Linked DNA regions of Homo sapiens: region 2 is linked to region 1. The links are chromatin contacts, found by Hi-C or POLR2A ChIA-PET in ENCODE. All regions are on one chromosome and are shown on one strand. Each heading gives the region's core, a stretch centred on a gene start or an enhancer-like site at or near the end of the contact. The rest is flanking DNA. Distances are from core to core; before and after follow the strand shown.

What was found. Hi-C counts contacts between places; a loop is a spot of excess contacts on that map. ChIA-PET counts read pairs that join two places held with the same protein, here RNA polymerase II (POLR2A). Pooled maps may share reads with other maps.
Region 2: a map of PC-3 shows a loop between it and region 1 (2.5-fold over the local background). The contact joins two enhancer-like sites. A Hi-C loop is called at or near these places in 7 of 168 maps with a recorded cell type or tissue (CD14-positive monocyte, PC-3, aorta and 4 more) and 12 of 50 pooled maps. POLR2A ChIA-PET finds 5 or more read pairs at or near these places in 1 of 52 experiments (OCI-LY7).

The regions. Positions count from the first base shown.
Region 1 is chr13:41,669,640-41,672,573 of GRCh38, reverse strand. VWA8 (von Willebrand factor A domain containing 8) reads left to right here. Exons shown (of 45, transcript NM_015058.2): 37 at 1,427-1,628. Among named protein-coding and RNA genes, the nearest start is that of MIR5006, 100 kb to the right of the region's middle. Within about 2 kb of position 1,398, at least 2 of the 41 ENCODE cell types and tissues checked have a DNase peak (open chromatin) inside an H3K27ac peak, as active enhancers do; they include PC-3, where a contact is called at or near this core.
Region 2 is chr13:41,826,392-41,829,325 of GRCh38, reverse strand. All of the region lies in intron 14 of VWA8 (von Willebrand factor A domain containing 8), which reads left to right. Among named protein-coding and RNA genes, the nearest start is that of VWA8, 130 kb to the left of the region's middle. Within about 2 kb of position 1,370, at least 7 of the 41 ENCODE cell types and tissues checked have a DNase peak (open chromatin) inside an H3K27ac peak, as active enhancers do; they include PC-3, where a contact is called at or near this core.

The DNA.
Region 1 (2,934 bases), core at 149-2,648:
TATAAGAATTTACCTAATATATAATGGTTTTGTGTTTTTCCAAAATCTACAATGATAGCTTGTTATGTTTTTCTTATCAGACCATCTCTTTAGACTATTTATTTCATATAGAAAATATCAGATGCATTTTGCAAGCCAACACTGACAATAGGAATTTATAATCTGTATCACTTTTGTATAATAAGAGCTATACTCAGATAAAGGAGATATGCAGTTGACTCTTACAGACAAATTTGCTTTCCTAGAAATTACTATACATACATATATATATACACACATATACAGATGTCAGAAATATATAATGAAATATGTGTGAAATATGTAAGAAATCTATACATTCCTTGTTATAGAGTCACGTAACTTTCTAAGTCAGAAAAGGCAAAATATCACATACAAATGCAGTCGAAATGCATAAACAAGAAATTGGTTTCAGCACTGACATTAGGCCTCTAAGGAGTGAGTCCAGTACTCACTCATTAGCGTGTGAGGTATGAACTGGTATAGGGTTCCTTTCTTCCTGACAGTGGAAGCTAGTGTCGTCCACTGTCAGGAAATACAGGAAAATGCAGAGAACCAGTAAATTACAGTGTATTTTTGCTTCTTACAGATGGTTCTGTTGATATCTTGTCTTTTAATGTGCTCATTATTAGAGTTCTGTCTTAGATCAGGCTGTTACAGCAGAATACTATAGAGTGGGTAGCTTAAGTGACAAATATTTATTTTCAGTCTGGAGGCTGGGAAAGCCAAAATAAAGGGGCCAGCCAATTCAGTTCCTAGTGAAGGCTGTCTTACAGAGGGCTAACTTCTTGCTGTATCCTAACATGAATGGGGGGGAAGGGAAACAGGCAGAGACCACATGCAAGTGCAAGCTTTCTGGTCTCTTCTCATAAGGGCCCTAATCCCATTCTATAAAAGAGGCTCTACCCTCACAACTTCATCTAAGCCTAACTACCTCCAAAAGTACCCACCTCCTAATACTATCATATTGGGGGTTAGGGCTTCAACATATGAATTTGGCGGGCGGGGGGATGCGGATACAAGCATTTAGTCCATAGCAAATTCTTTATAGCAAGTTTAGAGAACCTAATCAGTTTAAACCAGCTTTGTTTCCTGGCCTACCAATTAGTTATATACTGTGATCACTTATAAAAACATCTTTCTTAAAATAGTCTTTCTGGTTTTTTTTTATATTCATGATTGTCCTGCCTCATGTTTGCTTACGAACCCTGGGCATGTTTGTTTAAGAACTTTTGCTCATAGCGTATCCTCATAACCTGCCTATGTGGTGACAGAGGTAAGAGCAGGTATAAAATAATGAGTAGTGTGAGCATACTTTTTCAACAGTAAAGAACATTACAATGTGCAGTGTCATCCCTCCTGCTTTATTTTTGTGGTCTCTTAGCTTCACTTGGATTCCTTTTTCCAGATCAGAATCTCTCTCGCCGTATACCACATGGCTGTCGACCATTTCAGACACAGATGCACTGCTGGCTGAGTGGGACAAAAGCGGTGTTGTTACTGTTGATATGGGAGGTCACATCAGGCTTTGGGAAACTGGACTTGAACGTCTGCAGCGATCACTCATGGAATGGAGAAACATGATTGGACAAGATGACAGAAATATGCAGGTACCATTTGAATTCACCTTATCTCTTAGAGGTGCACATTCAAGTATAAATTTAGTTCCAGATGCCACAGTCATGAAAATTTCTGGGCCAGTGACTCAAAAATAGTTGCTTAAAGAACTAAAAGAATTTTTAGATACAAAATAAAAAGACAAAAACAAATTCTCCATCTAAATGATGAAAAAGTAAAAATGTGCCTTTTTTTCTGTCAGTGCTTAAATGTGCAGGTTACTGACATCACACCATATGAATACAATCAGCAGCTTTTAGTTTTTTAACCTTAAGCTCTAACCAGTTTCCAGTAGCACCTTTGCATCTGTTCTCACTTTTACCATCTTCAGTGTCAGCATCTCTACATGCTACCTAGGAAACAGAAACATTTAGGAACTAGAATACAGCAGATTATTACAAGGCCAGGACCTCTAAACTAGAGAAGGTGAGCAAAAATATGCATCCAATAGAACGTTTTTTATCAACTTCCTTATTTCCAAGTAATGCAAATTTAGTAGTCAACAATAAGTAGACCCAACCCTGCACTGGAGAAAAATATGGGAACAGGCCACCAAAGTGAAAAGAAACCTGATAACTCCAGAAATGACTCAGTCATCATCTAATCAATCTAGTTGCTGTCTGGAACTAATTTGAAGAATGAGGAAGGCTATATGCCCATATATACTAAAGCATATAATAAAGGGATTTATTTGCTATTCATTTATTTTAATCTTTGGAACAAAACTTCTCCTGTTCACGTTACTTTCTTATCCAACAAAAAGAAAAGTAGGTTCCTCCCAGCCAGGTTGTTCTGCAAAGAGCCGATTAGCAAAATAAGAAATTTCTACAAACTATTTCGTCAATACCTGATTAATAATTCCTATTTTATGTGATTATTTTTGTGATTTTCTTTAAACAGAAATAGATATATTCATGAATGAATAATAATTCTCTTAGATCCTTAAAAGCTTGTAGGAACATTTTGAAAACCTCAAACTCAAATCTTTTTGAAGGGGTATAAATATATTAATTTAATTAAGCTAAAACAAATGTGTGACTCTAAAATAAACATGTGATTAAGTAAGTGCCATGGACTGATTACAGCAACAGACTGAATGTTGGTTACTACTCATAACAATATTTAGAAAGCCAATTAATTATGGTCTGTTTCATTTATTATTCTAAACATTAGTTTCTTCTCTTTTTGAATTAAGCTCTTGTTCTCATTACAGTCATTGGTGCCTAATAGTAAATACTATTGTGTTTGAATTTCTATATTTTATATGTGGTAGAGATCAAAGGTCATGTTTTCCATCTG
Region 2 (2,934 bases), core at 121-2,620, 160 kb before region 1:
GTTTTCCATAGTGGTTATACTAATTTACATTGCCACCAGCAGTGTAAAAGTGTTACTTTTTCACCACATGCATGCCAACATGTATTATTTTTTGACTTTTTAATTATGGCCATTCTTGCAGGAGTAAGGTGGTATCTCATTGTGGTTTTTCTTTTCAGCCTTACTTTTAAATAAGCATTTAAATGTTTTATAAGAACATTGGTTTTAAGAAGGTAATCTTTCCTCTGTTGCCCTGTCAATTCAGTTTTGATCTCATATTTTGTATTCTCTCAACAAAACTAAAGCTGGGCCCACAATTAACTGGGCTCATCCTCCAAGGAGGTCATCAGTATTGTTGGAGTATGCCATCTGATATCGGATTACCCATTGTAGCTTATTTAAACATTTCTTGTGGAGATGTAACAACCAAATGCAATGGTGAGACTTGACTGAATCCTGGAGGAGGAAACAAAATAAAAACGGCTATAAAAAAATTAGAAAAGTTTAAATATGGACTATGTTATATGATATTATTGAATTACTAATTTCCTTAAGTATGATAATGATATTGTGGTTATGAAGGAGAATATTCCTATTCTTATGAGATGCATGTTGAGATACTTAAGGGATAAAGTAAAAAAAAGTCTACAACTTCCAAATATTTCAGAAAAAAAGACATGTATGTGTGTGTGTATAAACAGACATTTTCTCTCTCTTTCTCAGAGTGAGAACACAAATGTGGTAAAATCTTAACAGTTAGCAATATCTAGGTGAATGATATATGGATATTTGTAGTCTATTTTTGACATTTTCTGTGAGTTAAAAAAATTTCAAAACAAAAAGTTTGAAGGAAAATACTTCTTTCAGCTGCATACTATATAGAATGAAGTTTGACAAATATGTTATTTTCTATCTTGCTACATTTCCATGGATATTTTAACAGAATTAGAGATTGGCATACAGAGGAACTCCTCATCACTTAATCTCTCTGTTTAATTGAAGCTGTATCACCACTCAAAGGGTTTACTGCCCTATTTAAAACATTTAAATCCCGTAAAAGATAATTAAGTGTATTTATTATTGTTTATATTTTAAGAAGAAATTTGTTAAAAAATTTCTTGGAATTTTTTCCAAGAGGGGAAATGTTAAATTCCTTCCTGTCTCTTTACAAGTCACTAAAAAGTCACTTGATTACACAGCTGCTTTTACTTCCGAGGTATACATTATCAAATTCTTTTAGACTGGTAAATGGTTGGTTGAGTGTTTAGGGAGGCAAGTTAGAGATCCTTCGCATATCATAACTTTGGTTAATAGCAGTCGGCTTTGGCACATTATTTGCATGTGAATCACGGGTCATGGAACAGTTTATATTTTCAGAAGGATGAATCAAAGCAATTTTGCAATAGTTCACAGCATGCCTGCCTGGCAGTTTCTCTTAGGACATCAGAAGCATTCTACTTGTCTCCAAATGTCAAGGAAATGACAACCCTTTTCTATGAAAAGTACCCAAGTTCTCTAATGGTCACAGGCAGTTTTACAAATGAAAATACTTTCAGGAATTTGGCTCAGAGTGGTTAATAGTACTTTCTTCTCAAAGTTTTCCACCTTCATCACTATGGATTTATGTCACTCTCATAAATACAAACTAGGCTTAGCTCTATTTCCAGAGGTCACTGGGAGAAAGTGGAGAGAGATCATAGCAATGCTTTCTTTCCTTCACTTACTTTTTAAAAATTTTCATTTGAAATTTTACCACTGTTAAACATGCACGAAACTAGAGCCAGATAGTTTTTCAAAGTATTTTATGAAAAATACCATCCCCTGTCATAGATTGATCAGTTGACAGTCTCCCATTTCCCACATCTTACTCCCCAGAGGCTACTACTTTCAAACTTCAGGTTTTTCTTTTGGTATTTACTTCTATGTCACTAAACAGTATACTTTCATTGATATTTGATTTATTTTTAGTGTTAGGAATAATCTGTTGATTTCTACATGGAAAATTAATGTTTAGCTCTTTCACCACCTCTTGTCTCATTACACATGCACACTTCTATCCCTTATTCTTCCTAAAGAGTTATATAATAATTTTGTTTAGAACTTTATTCAATGCTTACATTATTATGATAACCTAAGAGCTGTACCCACTTAAGCAGTTTACTATACAACACTCATTTTCCTTTCTTGCATATATCTTGTTTTTTCCTCAAGTTAATAATTACTTACATATGAAGAGAGACAGATATGTAAATAAGTAATTACAATGTAATTTTAAATGTTAGACTAAAGGTCTGTATAATACTGTATGGGAGCATTGAGGAGAAAGTGACTGTTTCTATGTATATATTGCCTTATTTTTAATCCCAAACACTTCCCTTACTGTCTAAATCTCCCCTCAGTACATTCAGGCACACATGATATTTATCAATTCCATCTTCTATCAATTTCTTTTTTTCTTTTTTTATCTTTTTTTGAGATAGGGTCTTGTTCTAGCAACCAGACTGGAGTGCAGTGGCACAATCTCGGCTCACTGCAGCCTTGAACTCCTGAGCTCAAACCATCCTCCCGCCTTAGCCTCCCGAGTAGCTGAGACTACAGTTGCGCATCGCCACACCCGTTTTGTTTTGTTTTTCCCATTTTTTTTTGGAGCAGTCTCACTGTGTTGCTGAGGCATGTCTTAAACTGCTGGCCTCAAGGGATCCTCCTGCCTTGGCCTCCCAAAGTGCTGGCAATATAGGTGTGAGCCACCACTCCTGGCCCTTCTGTCAGTTTCATGTTTCTCCCATGGTATATTCTGATGAACTCTAATCTGGGCTTGTGGCTCTTTATTCTTGTAGCTCCTACATCATCTTAGATCTCTCCACTCCCACTTACTCAGTTTCCTCTGGTCTTTTTTCTTGTACCTTTTATTATTTAGATGTATGTTGAGCCTCCTGGGCTGAACTTCTAATTTTA